Regions from separate parts of the Homo sapiens genome. Here all the other regions are linked to region 3. A link is an interaction called in ENCODE POLR2A ChIA-PET data of the cell type or tissue named here. Cell type or tissue: Caco-2. All regions are shown on one strand.

Evidence for each region. Peaks named below come from ENCODE experiments on the same cell type or tissue, not always from the same donor. Only the 100,000 strongest peaks of a DNase experiment are listed, where the experiment ranks them.
Region 1: POLR2A ChIA-PET joins it to region 3 with 5 read pairs; 3 of 35 experiments call an interaction of 5 or more read pairs at or near these places.
Region 2: POLR2A ChIA-PET joins it to region 3 with 5 read pairs; 2 of 35 experiments call an interaction of 5 or more read pairs at or near these places.

What each region holds. Positions count from the first base shown.
Region 1 is chr1:114,296,262-114,301,261 of GRCh38, reverse strand. No RefSeq gene overlaps it. Among named protein-coding and RNA genes, the nearest start is that of SYT6, 140 kb to the right of the region's middle. In Caco-2, no CTCF peak of the experiment used is centred here; no DNase peak of the experiment used is centred here.
Region 2 is chr1:114,131,903-114,136,902 of GRCh38, reverse strand. The region is part of intron 3 of SYT6 (synaptotagmin 6); the gene reads left to right. Among named protein-coding and RNA genes, the nearest start is that of SYT6, 19 kb to the left of the region's middle. In Caco-2, no CTCF peak of the experiment used is centred here; no DNase peak of the experiment used is centred here.
Region 3 is chr1:114,548,568-114,553,567 of GRCh38, reverse strand. No RefSeq gene overlaps it. Among named protein-coding and RNA genes, the nearest start is that of BCAS2, 31 kb to the left of the region's middle. In Caco-2, no CTCF peak of the experiment used is centred here; a DNase peak (open chromatin) is centred at 2,007.

The sequences.
Region 1 (5,000 bases), 250 kb after region 3:
ACCTCTCAGTTGAAGGAGTGGTAATGAATTTGTGAACAAATTTTGCCACTACGTCTGTCACTACCTCTTTCTTGTGATAGAATATTTTCAGTTTTACTTCAATTTCTTTTTCATATTAAGCTCAAAATAATATTAAATTTGATATATTTGCCAAAAATAACATATAGACTATTATCCAGTTTTTTAAAAATTAGCTCTATCCATCTATCCACCTTTGCATCTGGATATATGCATAAGGAGACATATAGAATGATGTTTCATATTAATTGTGGTTACTTCTAGATAATGATATTTAAAATTTTTTTTTTAAAACTTGCTTTGGTTACTCTTCTATTTATATGAATTTATTTGTATCATTTTAATAAAACCAATAAAGTCATTATTTTATTAAAACCTAGAAGGAAGAAAGTTGTTGGAAACCTAAATTTTCTCCTAGTCAGATAGGCAATACTCACAATGTCAGTGGGTTGAAAGTGCCCTTGGGAACCACAAGTGCCACTTACTGTGTGGAGGAGGAAAATGACGTCCAGAGAGGGACTTGCTCCAGCTCACACATCTAGTCTCATTCAGTCCCACAGGAAGAAGAGGCATCAATTACCTGGTCAATTACTTGCTGCTGGGGAAACACTCAGGGAGCTGTGTGATAGGCTGGCCAAGAGACAGTGAGTTGTGTGTCACAACTTCTTCCTAAATATGAAGGAGGGAATTGGCTTGGATTTATCTAATATGAATCTATGCATTTGGATGTACCATGTGGAGCCATATATGTGGCGGGAAAATTCGGTTACCAGCTTGATTTCTGGGCACCTTAGCAGGAACTTAGATTTCTCCTGGTCCTTTAAATTTAAATTCCTTTTCTGGATGTCTACCTTAGGGATGAACTGTCCAGAGGGGTAGTCTAGTCTATCTGTGGCCTAAGACCTCTGTGACACATGGATATTCCCGGCGTAAGGATTTAAAAGTCCCTTTGAAAATGGAAGGTTCTGAGGTGGAAGGTCTGGCTTTCCAGACAAAGGGAAAGTATATTTCAGAGGAATTGCTTATGCAGAGCTGAGTCTATTTCAGATTAGGCTCCACGTTGCAAATTGCCATTGCTCCTGTTCCATCACTGAATAAATCACAGTTGGGTTTTGTGAGTAATTTCTGGGGTGCAAACAGAAATGGCTGGGGCTCCTGCTGTTGCTGGGGAGCTGGTTATAGGGATGGTCACAAGATGGACTGTCACTGCCGCAGGCCTCTCTCACTTGGTGAGGCTCCCAGGAGCCTATTTCTTGACCAGAGGACTTGATCTTCCAGGACTGGTGCAGCCTGCCCTTGCCTTTGCGATCCAGCACCCGACACCACGTGTGGTCTTGGCCAGCTCTGCTCCTTACGGAGGGGCACGATGTGGAGTTCATTTTCACTAAATCTTCCCCGACATTTTGCTGAAGTTACTATTTCCCAGTGTTCAACTGCTCTCTGGTGACCTTAATGGGAAAGCAGCCAGCCTCCAGCAAATCTCTTTTTTGAGGAGAGAGAAACATGCCCAGGAAGCCAGCAATAAATAAAGACCCAGTGCAGTGAGTGAAGCAAGGATAGAAACCTGCTGTTTTGTCCAATTGCATCAGGAAAAAACAAAACATCCAGGAATCTATCTGGTCTGATTTGCTTTGCTGTTTCTTTTAAAGGACATTTCCCCGAGAGGCTAATTCTCCTGTTTTCATTCTTGCTTTCTCTGCTGCCGCAAGAGGGCTGGAGAGGTTTGTCTCTATAATCCTTCTACCTCTTCCTGTCTCCCATCATGAACAACAGAGAGTACTTCAGGAATTAATGTACTGTCTTTTGAAAAGTCATGTCTCATTCAGAACACTTTTGAGAAGGACGACAAGGAAATGAGATTAGGAGGGTTTTGTACAGTTCAGGAAACAAACCATCCTTTTAACAACCAACATTCCAAACACTTTAATTGAGCACATTCTATGTACCAGGTATAGTGTTCAGCTCAGGGCAAACAGCACAGAAAGGGGCAAGGAGGCATGGAGAGCTTATTGCATTTGGCGAATCATAAGTAGTTCTGAGTAGCTAGAGTGAGAGATGCATAGGATTTCTCACTGTTTTCAGAGATGAAAAAGACAAAAAGATCTCCCCTTACAGACTTCTTATTTTAATGAAAAGGACAGAAAAGAAAACAACCAATATGCTTGATGCTTTAATGAAAGGATGTGTGCCATGGTGCCCTGGGAACTGAAAAGAAACAAGGATGGAGTTAAAACAGCCAGGGATTATTGGCGGAGATGGAGGTTGGAGTGGAGGTCAAGGAGGGTTCACAGCACAGGAGAAGCTTGGGCTGAGTGTTGAAGGGTAAGTAGATTTTTCTCAAGTCCACAATGGATGAGAGGGAACACCAGACAGTGGAAACAGGATATACAAATGCTTAAAGGCCTGAGGACATGTTTTGCAGTATGGAAATTACAAATATAATGCAATGGTTCTGAACAGCCAGCGTACAGAGTATGGAGTGGTTGGAGTCCAGAGAAACCAAAAGGAGGCTGGCTGACACCTTCTGCCTTGGGCTTCTAGGAGATTGGATTGACCAGAACTCATGGCCATTCCAAGCACTGACATCTCAGCTCCAGATACTTATATACTAGGATAACCCAGACAAGAAGCTGTCAGCCCTTTCCATATTTTAAAGGGTAGAAGTTCTTCTGAAAATCTAATGAAGACGCAGACTGCTTCCCAGATAACTGCACACTCAAGTCAGACAATTTCAGAGAGTTTGCAGACCTTTCTGAAGTACATGCCCCAGATTAAGACCACTCTTAAGGTAGAATCCGATAACTTCACAAGCAAACCAAACATCATCTCCAGGGAATGCAGACAGGTTTTCCTGACAGCAGCACAACACCATCCCTTGGTTGCAATTGCCCTTCTAACCTCATATTTTCTTCGACTCAGTCACCCAAGAAATGCAGCCACGACGAGCACCAGTTCTCTCAGCACCTCTCATGATGCTGCTTCTTTGCCTCTTCATTCAGTTTTCTGAGTGGCAGAGGTGCACATTAGGTCATTTGAAATGATTTCATTTGTGCACAGCAAGTGATGGGCAGGAAATCACTGAGCCCACGGCAGCAGCCCAGCGCAAGCGGCCGGCACAGCAGATCGATGCAGAAGGACGGGGTGGAATTGACCTCCCTTCGTGGACTAAGGCGGCTTCACTGGAAGGAGTTTTAATTACAACGCTGAACTGTATTTGTCATATAAAGCACATCAGGGATAAAATATTAAAAGGGCACATACTCCTTTCCAGGAGAATGAGTTTTTCTGCCAGTGTATTTTATTGGAACAATAATCCTGACGAAATCAAAGTAACACTGAGCCCCCTGCCAGGGAGAGCTGATGAAAGCAAAGGCATCTTCTCATGAAAACACTTACCCGTTATTCAGCACCGACTCTGCACCAGCCTTATTCTACATTCATCGGTTTATTCAGCTCTCCTGCTGACCCACCAGGACCCATCTGACACATGGGGAGACTGAGGCTCAGAGAGATGTGAGGGTCACAGCCAGTAAAGGCAGGGATGGAATTTAAACCAAGGCCACTTGGTTATAAAGCATATCATCTTTTTCTTTTTTGTTGTCTTTTAAATTCAATCTTTTTCCTGCAAGGTAACAAATACACATAGTCTAGAAGATCGAAAACTATAACCAGGTTCATAACAAAACCCTGAAATCTTCTACCTGGTGCCTTGGAGAAACAACCAAGTGGGTGTGTGTGTGTGTATACAGAAGGCAAGGGAGAGAGAGGTATCTATTTTAAGGAATTGGCTAATGTGATTATGGAGGCTGGCAAGTCCACAATCTGTATGGTAGGTGGGCAGGCTGGAGACCCAGGAAAGAGCCCGTGTTGCCCCTCGAAACCAGAGGCTGCCTGTTGGCAGAATTCCTTCTTGCTTAGGGGAAGTCAGTCTTTGTTCTCTGAGACTTTCAAGAGATTGGATGAGGCCCACCCACATTATGGAAGGCAGTCTGCTTTACTCAAAGTTCACCAATTTAAATGTTAATCTCATTTTAAAAGCACCCTCACAAAATCATCCAGAATAATGTTTGACCAGGTAGCTGGGCACCGTGGCCCAGCCAAGTTGCTTCATAAAACTAACCATCACATCCACTTTCAACTCTATTAAGTGTTTAATCTAGTACTTACATCCACATTTTTTTTAAACACGCTTTTATTGTTCTTTCTTTTTTTTCTGTTTTAAGTGTTAACTATTGAGTTTTTGTGATGACACTTGCAGATTTAGCTTTCTCACACACCTCGCCGTCAGTCCTGTCTCTGCACCATCCTCTCAACACTGTTAAATTACCCTTTAAACCAATTTCAGAGTTCACATTATCATGATTGCTGAACCACATGGTGTACTTCACTTATGTTTCCTTTCTCATTCATATTTTTGTTCCTTTTGGGAGTTGAAAATCATCCCATGTTTTGTTTGCTTAGTTTACTGCTCAGTGGCTATTACTGATTAATCCCCAGACTCCGACAGCACTGAAAAATCTCTCAATACACTGACCTGTCTTGAGTATTCTGTCTATTCCTCCCGCCTGCTCTTTTCTTTCTCCTTCCTTCCTGTGTGTTGTTCCTGAGCCCTGTGTGTTGCTCAGATCTGTATTGGCCTTTCCCTAGGCCTGCAAAGCTACAGTCCCCAACATCCCTATGACCATGCCGTGGGAATTCAGTTGCCTCCTTTCTGTGTGTTCATCCCCGACTACCTGGATCCCATGTTTTCTTCTTTCTTGATTTCTTCTTTTTTAAAACATTTTTATTTTGGTGGAGCACATTTTCTAGTAGCTTCCTGAAAAAGACTGCCTGCAAGTGAGTATTTGAGGCCTTGCATGTCTGAAAATGTCTTTCTTCTATCCTCACACTTCACTGACAGCTTGAATAGGCATAGACTTCTATGTTGAAAATGATTTTCCTCCAGAATTTTGAGGCCTTTGTTCTATTATTTTCTGGCTTTC
Region 2 (5,000 bases), 420 kb after region 3:
CTCCCATTAGAACAAGACACGCGGTAACTCCTAATATCAAGGGAGAAGGGGCAAAGTAATCCTACCGAGTGCCCAGAAGGAGAGCTGGACATATGTAATGAACAGCACGAATGACGACACACAGCAGAGTCCCTTTGCTTGGGCATTGTTTTCCCAGTCAGGTATGGGAGATGGGGGAGGCCAGCCCAAAAGGAGACCTGACTAACACCTACACAGGAGGTGGGTGCTGGGCTGTTTGCAACCAGCTGGAATTAATCAGGGAAGGTTTCAAGGAGCTGGGGCTCAAGTTGGCTTTTAAGAGAAGGGAGCACAGGTTTGGCACAGAGAACTGGAGAGGACACATCTGGAGCCCTTCGGTCTGGCATAGCCCTTCGCTCCAGTCCCCTGGGTTGAGGAAGCTGTGTAGCTGCATCCTGCAGGTATAGCTAGTGTCCTCTCTCTAAGCACCCCCAGGCAGCTGAGAGCTCAGTGGGGGCATTCCCTCCAAGCTCCAGTGGCCTTGCATCTGCTCTCTTGAGTGCTAACAGGTTGAGGGGCAACCTGGATATTTCCTCCACTATATCTCTGAGGAGGGGCAACCCCACTCTGTCTGCAGACTCCCGCTTGGATAGTCAATACTCAATATCTCTGTGTTGAGCCTGTGAAGAGAGGGGCTGGGAAAATCAGCCCTGCTCTGGTGTGCAAAGGGCATAAATCTTGTTTTGTTCAAAGAGAGAAAGCTTAGTGGGCTCTGCTTACACCCCAGGAAGGGTCTGGGGGACACGCCATTCTCATAGCTTGTGCTGACTTTGACCAGTCCAGCCCAATGGCTCAGTACCTCCCCCACCTTTGCTTTCCTGAAATGTCATCCCTAAGAAGAACATAAGTAGCCGGCTGGCCAGCAGGCAGACGGGGCGAGCAGACAGGGCGGATTGGAACAGCAGCTCTGTGGCAGCCCCAGGCCCGAGCGCTCCACTCCATAAATCACTCTGAAGTTTACATTTGGTGCAGCTCTTCCCTGTGGTCTCCTTAGGCTGTGGCTTCATTATGGTAACTGGACAGGTAGAGAAAAGCAGCTCAGTCCTCCTCACAGTGAGGTTGCCACCCAGGGAGAGGGGTGAGGGCCAGGGGCTGCAGGAAGCAGAGCTCAGCCCAGCCCTTCTAGGAGCCTCCTTTGCTCCTTGCCAGAGCCCACCATCTGGTGTCTTTGGCTCCAGGCATGAATGGAAGCCTCATGCCTGGGGCAGGCAGTCTGTGCCCAAGCACACTCCTCACCTGGATGCACCTTTCCATATCCAAGAACCCCGTGGCTGTCCTGCCCTTGTCCCATCCCCACTTCCCCCACCTGGCTTCTGAAAAGGGCAGATCAACCAAAGAGCATAGGACAAATCACCATCATCCTCATCATCCTCAACTAGTATCATTATAGCCCTCCTCCATCTCCTCCTCCTAAGAACACTGTGCCAGGCATGGGGTTGAGGGTGGGGCTGGGGTAGAAAACAGCTTCTTTGACCCACAGAAACTTGTCATGTAATTACAGAGACAGGAAAAGTCCATGCAGTAGCTGGTAGTGCAAAGCAGCAAATACGATCCTCTGGGTATGGTTGCAGGATCCTTAGAGTTAGGACAGCTGGTGAAGGTCTCCTTGATGAGGAGAACTAAATCAGGTGGGGAAGGACAGTTATAAATAACTCGACAGGACAAGAGGAAGGGGGAGCATTCCAGCCAGTTGCAGAGGGAGTCCAGGTGCAGGAGTTTCCCAAGCTGCAGAGCCCCACCCATGCTCAGACAGCCTGTCTTACCGTCTGTCTGAGCTGGATGTTCCTTCTCAAGTGAGTCCCCTGCCACCCTCCAACCCACAGCCCCACCAGCAGGTAGAGTTCTCAGGAGCAGGCTCATCACCCTGCCAGGTAAGGACTCAAGCAAAAGAGGGGGAAGAGGTGCGAGAAGGCTGATGCTTGTACCTATATGTGGTGCTGTCAAATTTTAATTATTTGGGGGCCAAGGAGACCCAAGTCATCACAGTCACCAGGAATGACAGAGCACTAAGCATATATGAATTCCCATACCAGCACAATGGGGGACAGTACTGATGAGATGAGCGCAGCCAACAGCCAGCTCCCATCTCTCCCATGTGTCTGATTCCATTCCCAGAGCTGCCCTTTGGACCTGAGCTCAGGAATCTGGCAGCTTCTGAAAAACACCTGACATTTCTGCCTCTTGCCTTTGCCAACAAGGTTCTCCATGTCAGGCAGATCTGTTCCCACCTCTCTGCCTGGTGCAAACCAATCCACCTTTCAGAGCCTACCTGCCGTCATCCTCCATGTGGCCTCCTGGTCTCACAGCAGCTGCCTCTCCCGTGTGTTCTCTGTATCCCCGAGTTATATCCTGAGTCATATTCTATCTTGTAAAGTCCTCCCAATGGCTCAGGAATGGCTTGTGACCCACATTTGACTTTCTCTTGTATTTTCCCTCAGGGCTGAGTGTAAGAACCCAGTACTTTCTTGTTAAATGACCAGTGGCTTACTTAATTCAATTAAAACTATATATGGGTACCCAAGGAAAAGACTATTAAAGAAGCAGTTGGAATTGAATGGGGTTAACCTGGGAAGGCTTCTTGGAGGAGAAGCAGCTCAAGTAGTATTTAGAAAATGGCTTAGAGCCAGGCTTGGTGGGGAGAGACCCAGCCTGTGCATGTGTTCAGAGGTGAATGGGATGGTTTGTGTCTGGGGTAACCAGCCCGATCAGGTAGTCTGGACCAAAGCAGAGAGCCTGTGACCCGCATGCTGAGCAGAAGGAAAGGCACCGTGAGAAAGGGGACTTGGAGGTTGCTCTGTGCTCACCAAAGTGATGTGAATGCTGCCTGTGTTGCTCCTTGAGTTTGTGCAGGAGAGTCGGATTCGGCCCTGGCAGGTGGCACCAGGCAGGTCCCTTGTTCCCACCCCCACCCTGGTGCTTGACTTGAAGTACCAAAGCCTGAAACATTTGCATTGTTTTCTCACAGCCACAGAACCCTGAGCTCAAGGCTAGTGGAGGGGAGGTACACATCCGAGGAGTCTAGCTCTTTGTTAATTGCAAATCTTAAGCCTCAAGGGACACTCACCTCCCCAGCCCAGATTGTTCCAGAGGGAAGTCTGGGCAGCACAGCAGCTAACATGCCCCACTGGCTGGAGAGCCAGAGCAAACCGGGCCTGCAGGGCAGTCGGAGGCCTCGTGCATTGCATGGAATTAAGAAACTCAGGCCTAGGATGGAAATTTTGGGAGTTCACTGCACCCATTCCAGCCCTGGGAAGCACTGCCCTGCTGTTTCCCCCATCTCTCCTTCTGCCTGGCTTGCCCAAGGGCCCCTGATAGTCTCCTGGGCATTCCCAGAGGTTTGCCACTGTCTCTCCAACCAGAGCTTCAATTGGCTAAGATCACCATGCTCTTCCCTCCTAGCATCTTCTGCCCCCAGTCTCATTATTTCTAAATAAAGCTGTAGATTTATCATTATAATAGAGCTGCCGTCACCCGGGTTTGCTAACATCTCTAATCTTGTAGTTATTGCTACAGAGGACTCAGACCCCACCGCACACAACTATTCCTGTCGCTATTCCCTCTCCTTCACTGTGGCAGGAGACAAAGGCTGTAACTGGGGCCATAAATATGTGCTGTGCTTGGTAATGCTAATGGATTCGGCCATCTTCCTGCCTTACCAGGTCCCTACTAGTTTAGAGTATGCGTGTGTGTGTGTGCATGTGTGTTGTTTTTGGACTAGGATAGAGTGTGTGTGTGCATGCATGTGTATGTGCGTGGGCATGCATTTGTGTGTGTGTGTGTTTTAGGGGTGATGAAGTGTTCCATATACTTCCAGAGAGCCTGGACTGAGGGTATGCAGGGAGGAAGGGAGGCCTTAAATGGTAGAATAGCCTCTGGCTTGGAAATGAGCAGAGTTGTGCAGAAGGAGTGCAGGCTTTATTGTCAACCCAACCTGAATTGCATTCTAGCTTCCTTACTTTCTAGCTTTAAAACCTTGGGACATTATCTAAACTGTGCCTCAGGTTTGACATCAGCAAGATGGGGATTAATAATGGCTTCTAGTCCTATTGTTATTATATGTAGTAAATGAAACAGAGTACACAGCCACCCAGGACAGCACTGTCACAGAGCAGCTTGCTGAGCCCTATTCCTCTGGTGCCCTTCCTGCTGGCTTAGCCCATGTGTCACTTCTGTACCACTCCCAGGCCTGACCTTCCCCTTCAGTCCAGGTCATCTGTTCTGACTGGTTGTTGGACATTATTATTCATTTTTTATTTCTTGTCTTGGCTATGCCATGTGTTTTCTGTGTGACCTTGAAAAAGTGACTTTCCATCTCTGGGCTGCATTTTCCTCAGTATTAAACCATCTCTAGAATCCTGTAATTCTCAGCTTCTCCCATGGAGAAGTTCTTGGCTCTCATGCTTTCACAGAACAGAGCTACCCATTCTCCGGGAGTGTGGTCTCCACAGCAGAGGCCGAAACCCCACAGTGATAAGCCACTGGGCAGAATTTCCAGACATCCCCACTCTTTCCTTAAATATCAAAGAGTCAGGCCTCTCTTCAAGCCCGTGGGGAATGTCCTCTAGGAGGTTTCTGCCACAGGGGAGGCCCCATCAACAACCCTTCCTCCTCTTTTTCCCATGAGCCACATTCCTATGCTGGCACTCAGCTCCCTCCCTTCCATCTCCTTTCTGATCCCCATTTACTGGGATGCGCTGGTCATTACTTATTGAGCTCCTGCTAGCTGCCAAGGGCACAACCTGCTTTGCCATGTTTCATCCTCACCACAACACTTATGGTCATCCCCCATATGTAAATAAACAAACGAAGGTTTGAGGTTAGGTGACTTACCCATTGTCACCCAAACAGAAATAATAAAGCCAAGATTTGAACTCATGATCCTTGCACCGCCAGAGGGAAGCATGGTTACATTGTTTCTTGGGACAGAAAATAAACACTGAAATTGTGCAGCTCATCAGGGGATCCAGAAGAGTGTTTTGTTC
Region 3 (5,000 bases):
AGAGATTTACACACCTGTAATCTCAACACTTTGGGAGGCCAAGGCAGGCAGATCACTTGAGGTCAGGAGTTTAAAGCTAGCCTGGGCAACGTAGCAAGATCCCGTCTCTACAAAAAAATAAAGTTATCTGGATGTGGGCACGTGCCTGTAGTCCCAGCTACTCAGGAGGCTGAGGCAGGAGGCCAGCTTCAGCCCAGGAGATCAAGGCTGCAGCGAGCTATGATCATGCCACTGCACTCCAGCATGGGCAACAGAGCAAGAATCCACATCTAAAAAAAGAAAAAGAAAAGAAAAAATTTCCTGTTTCTCTACACCCACCATGATGCATCCTTCCATTTTTTACCCATTTTCATGTGCTTTTTTCTTTCCTTGGAATACCTTCCCCACTTTGTTTCTTGATGAATTTATGTTTATCCTTCAAGGAAGAGGTTAAGGATAGTAGGCTCTCTGCAGTCTTCTCCATGATGCAGAGGTATATTCATCTTTATACAAATTTTTTAAGTTGCAGACATTTATCTCAAAATAGAGTAGGCTGGGCATAGTTGCTCACACCTGTAATCACAATACTATGGGAGGCCAAGGCAGGTGGATTGCTTGAGTCCAGGAGTTCAAGAACAGCCTGGGCAACATGGCGAGATCCTGTCTCTACAAAAAATAGAAATATTAGCCAGGCCTGGTGGCATGTGCCGGTAGTCTCACTTACTTGGGAAGCTGAGCTAGGAGGATCACTTAAGCCTGGCAGGTTGGGGCTGCAGTGAGCTGTGAGTGTGCCGCTGTACTGCAGAGACCCTCTCTCAAAAAAAAAAAAAAAAAAAAAAAAAGAGTAACTATTACCAAAAAAAAAAAAAAAAGGATGAAGTTGAGATATATGCTGGTAACAGAAAGATATTTGTGGTAGGCAGTTTCTACAGTGGCTCCCAATTCCTGCCTCCGATATTAACACCGTTGTATCATCTTTTGTGTGTGTGGGCTGGACCTAGTGACTTGCGTCTAACAAGTAGAATATGGCAAAAGTGATAGAGAGTCACTTCTGAGATTAGATGATAAGAGACTGACTTTCACTCTACTCTCACTCTCTGACTCTTGTGTTCCTTCTGATGAAGCAAGCTGCCATGTTGTGAACTGCCCTATGGAGAAGTCCATGTGGCAAGGAACTGAGGGTGGCCTCCAGCAGACAGCCAGAGCAAAACTGCACTCCGTGGTCCAATGGCCTGGGAGAAGGTGAATTCTGCCAACAACATGAGCAAGCCTGAGTCTACTGCAGTCCCAGGCGACACTTTTTCTTTTCCTTTCCTTTTCTTTTCTTTTCTTTTTTTTTTTTTTTTTTTTGAGACAGTTTCACTCTGTCACCCAGGCTGGAGTAAAGTGGCACAATCTCTGCTCACTGCAATGTACGCCTCCTGGGTTTCAAGCGATTCTCCTGCCTCAGCCTCCTGAATAGCTGGGATTACAGGCACCTGCCACCATGCCTGGCTAATTTTTATTTTTATTTTATTTATTTATTTTTTTTGAGACTGAGTCCCGCTCTGTCGCCCAGGCTGGAGTGCAGTGGTGCGATCTCAGCTCACTGCAACCTCCACCTCCCAGGTTCAAGTGATTCTCATGCCTCAGCCTCCCGAGTAGCTGGGATTCCAGGTGTATGCCACCACGTCCTGCTAATATTTGTATTTTTAGTAGAGACGGGGTTTCACCATGTTGGCCAGGCTGATCTCAAACTCCTGACCTCAAGTGATCCACCCACCTCAGCCTCCCAAAGTGCTGAGATTACAGGCATAAGCTACCGTGCCTGGCCTAATTTTTGTATTTTTAGTAGAGACAGGGTTTCTCCATGTTGGCCAGGGTGGTCTCGAAATCCTGGCCTCAAGTGATCTGCCCACCTCAGCCTCCCCAAAGTGTTGGAATTACAGGCGTGAGCCACCGGCCTGTTTTTTTTTTTTTTGAGCTGGGCTTTCACTCTATCACCCAAGCTGGAATGCAGTGGTGTGATCATAGTTCACTGCAGCCTTAAATTCCTGGGCTCAAGCAATCCTCCTGCTGGGCAACATTTTGACTTGCAGCCTTTTGAGAGATCCTGAAACAGGAGCCCCAACAAAGCCACATCCAGATTCCTGATCCATAGAAACTGTGAGATAATAAATGTTGTTTTAAGCCACCAAGGTTTGGAGCAATTTGTTATGCAGCATTAGATAACAAATAACAATACTATATTGCTAAGTGAAGGAAGTTGCAAAATAGCATATATATATATATACACACACACACACACTGTCGTCGCATTTGCACATAAAAACACAATTACATGTTTTTTCTATATAGTCACATCTCTTTTTACTAATTTTCACGTTAACTAAGAGGTTATTTGCATTTATGTAAGGTACATAGGGTAGACAAACTCATAGAGATAGAAAATGGAATGAGAGTTGCCAGGGGCTGGGGAAATGGGAAATGAGGAGTTGTTTAACAGGTAGAGAAGAGTTTTAATTAGAGACGATGAAAGTTCTTTGGATGGATGGTGCTGATGGTTGCACAACAATATGAATGTATTTAATGCCAGTGAACTGTACACCTAAAAATGTAGAAAATGGTAAATTTTACGTTACGTATATTTTACCATAATTTTTAAAAACCACAAAATGGGGAAAACATTTAAAATGAGACAATCTAATAATTTAAAAGGTTTTTATATATTACATTTTTTAAAAAAGATCCTATTCACCCTTTTTGAACAAATTCTAGTGTCTACATTGCAAAGGTTATCCTCTGACCAACTTAAAACTTAGGGTTTTAAGAGGGATGGTACGCCTGAAAAATCAGCCTTCTTTTCTCAAGTTCACATTCAGCAATGGGCTGGAGTTATCACCAATTACTTGCACTTAGTGAGCAGGCAGACACATAGCTACCATTTCCAGTGCTAGAGGGGAACCAAGGCTTTAAAAAAAACTCTAAGAGAATGGCAAGAGAGCTTCTTGAAAGATCTGATGGTATCTCAACCCTCATCAGGTAAATTCAGCAAAAGTCATCTGACCTCAGGGGGGAACCTGCAGAGCAGGGAAGCTGACCTCTCTATCTGAGTATGCGGCTGTGTCCTCTATGTTTTCAAGCTGTTAAAATTCTTGTGTGTTTACCTACATTAAAGAAACTTGTATTGTTGGCTTGGCTCTGTTGGTGTCTTTTAGTTAATCATACCATCATTGCTTTTTTTTTTTTTTTTTTAAGAAATGGTCTCGCTCTGTCGCCCAGGCTGGAGTGCAGTGGGACAATCTTGGCTCATTGCAACTTCTACTTCCCAGCTCAAGCGATCCTCCAGCCTCAGCCTCCCAAGTAGCTGAGACTACAGGTGCAAGCCACCACATCCGGCTCATTTTTTCAGTTTTTGTAGAGACCGGGTTTTGCCATGTTGCCCAGGCTGTTCTCCAACTCCTGAGCTCAAAGTGATTGGCCAGCCTTGGCCTTTCAAAGTGCTAGGATTACAGGTGAGCCACCATGCCCAGGCCATCATTACTTTTTTACATCTATACAGACTGGTATCAGAAGTGAAATTGGCTCAAAGTCCTAGCTCCTAAAGTAATTTGGGGGAATTTTTATGAAATGCAAGCAGAGATAAATGCTGCAAGATTTCTAGGATGGTTCTCAGATCATCCTTAGAGCAGGAACCCCAAAATGTTGTGACTTTTTATAGTAGAGAGGTATCAATTCACTGTCCACTCACATCTTGACTTCAAGTGGTTTGGCACAGTAAATTGAAAACATATAAACATTTGATGAGGCCAAAAACATAATCTATGGGTGCTTCTATCAGTTTTTGCTAGAGTAGCCCAGGTTCCTGGGGTTTTCTTCAGGTTCCCAAGGTTTTCTAAACAAGTTAACTAAGCTTATAAGAGAAGGAAATTATTAGCTGGGAGTGGTGGCACCTGCCTGTAATCCCAGTTACTTGGGAGACTGAGGCAGGAGAATTGCTTGAGTCCAGGAGGTGGAGGTTGCAGTGAGCCAAGATCACGCCATTGCACTCCTGGGCAACAGAGCAAGCCTGGGCAACAGAGCAAGACTCCATCTCAAAAAAAAAAAAAGAACGAAATTTAAACCAGTAGACACTGATATCTGGGATAAAAATACCTGAGTTAAAAAACTAGTGATTTGAAGAAAGACTGAGGACTCATTCAAGCCACAACTAACACTAGATTGAGCAACTTCTCAAGCAGAAACTGGGTAACCGCTGAGGCTGTGGAATTGAGAGGGGATGAGAGTGGTGCCAAAGTACGCTGACTCTCACTGGCCCCACCTTTCCTGGCAGTACCGAGAAAACCAAGGAGGAAGGGAGGTGAGCAAGTCATAGCTAAGGGGAAAATATTAAGTTAGAACAGCAATAGGACATTTTGGGGACACACTTGGGTATTACAGATTTACATAATATTGCATCAATTTTTTATTTCATGGGTAAGATAAAGGTATTGTGGTCTTCAAAGATACGTGCTGGAGTGTTTTAAGGATGAAGCGTTATGATGTTTAGGACTTACTTTCAATGGTTTCAGCAAGAAAAAAAGACATGCATAAATAGGAAGATAGATAATAGATGATAAGCATATATATATATATAACACAAATATAGCACAATACTAGCAACTGGATAAATCCAAGTGAAAAGTATGTGGGTGTTTATTATACTATCCTTTCATCTTTTCTGTAGGTTTAAAATTGTTCAAAATTAAAGTTTTTTTAAAATAATTTAAACTGCTGTGAATAGCTTTGTTTCAATATGTGTGAACTACTTTTGCTACTCTCAGAGACAAGGCTGAAATACATTATGACCTTGGAGCTCTGTCGTTTGTGAAAACTAACTGAAATTAAAAAAAAAAAAAAAATATATATATATATATATATATATATAGTAGAGGCTGGATGCAGTGGCTCATGCCTATAATCCCAGCACTTTGGGAGGCCAAGGCAGCACAATCACTTGAGCTCAGGAGTTCAAGAACAGCCTGACTAACATGGTGAAACCC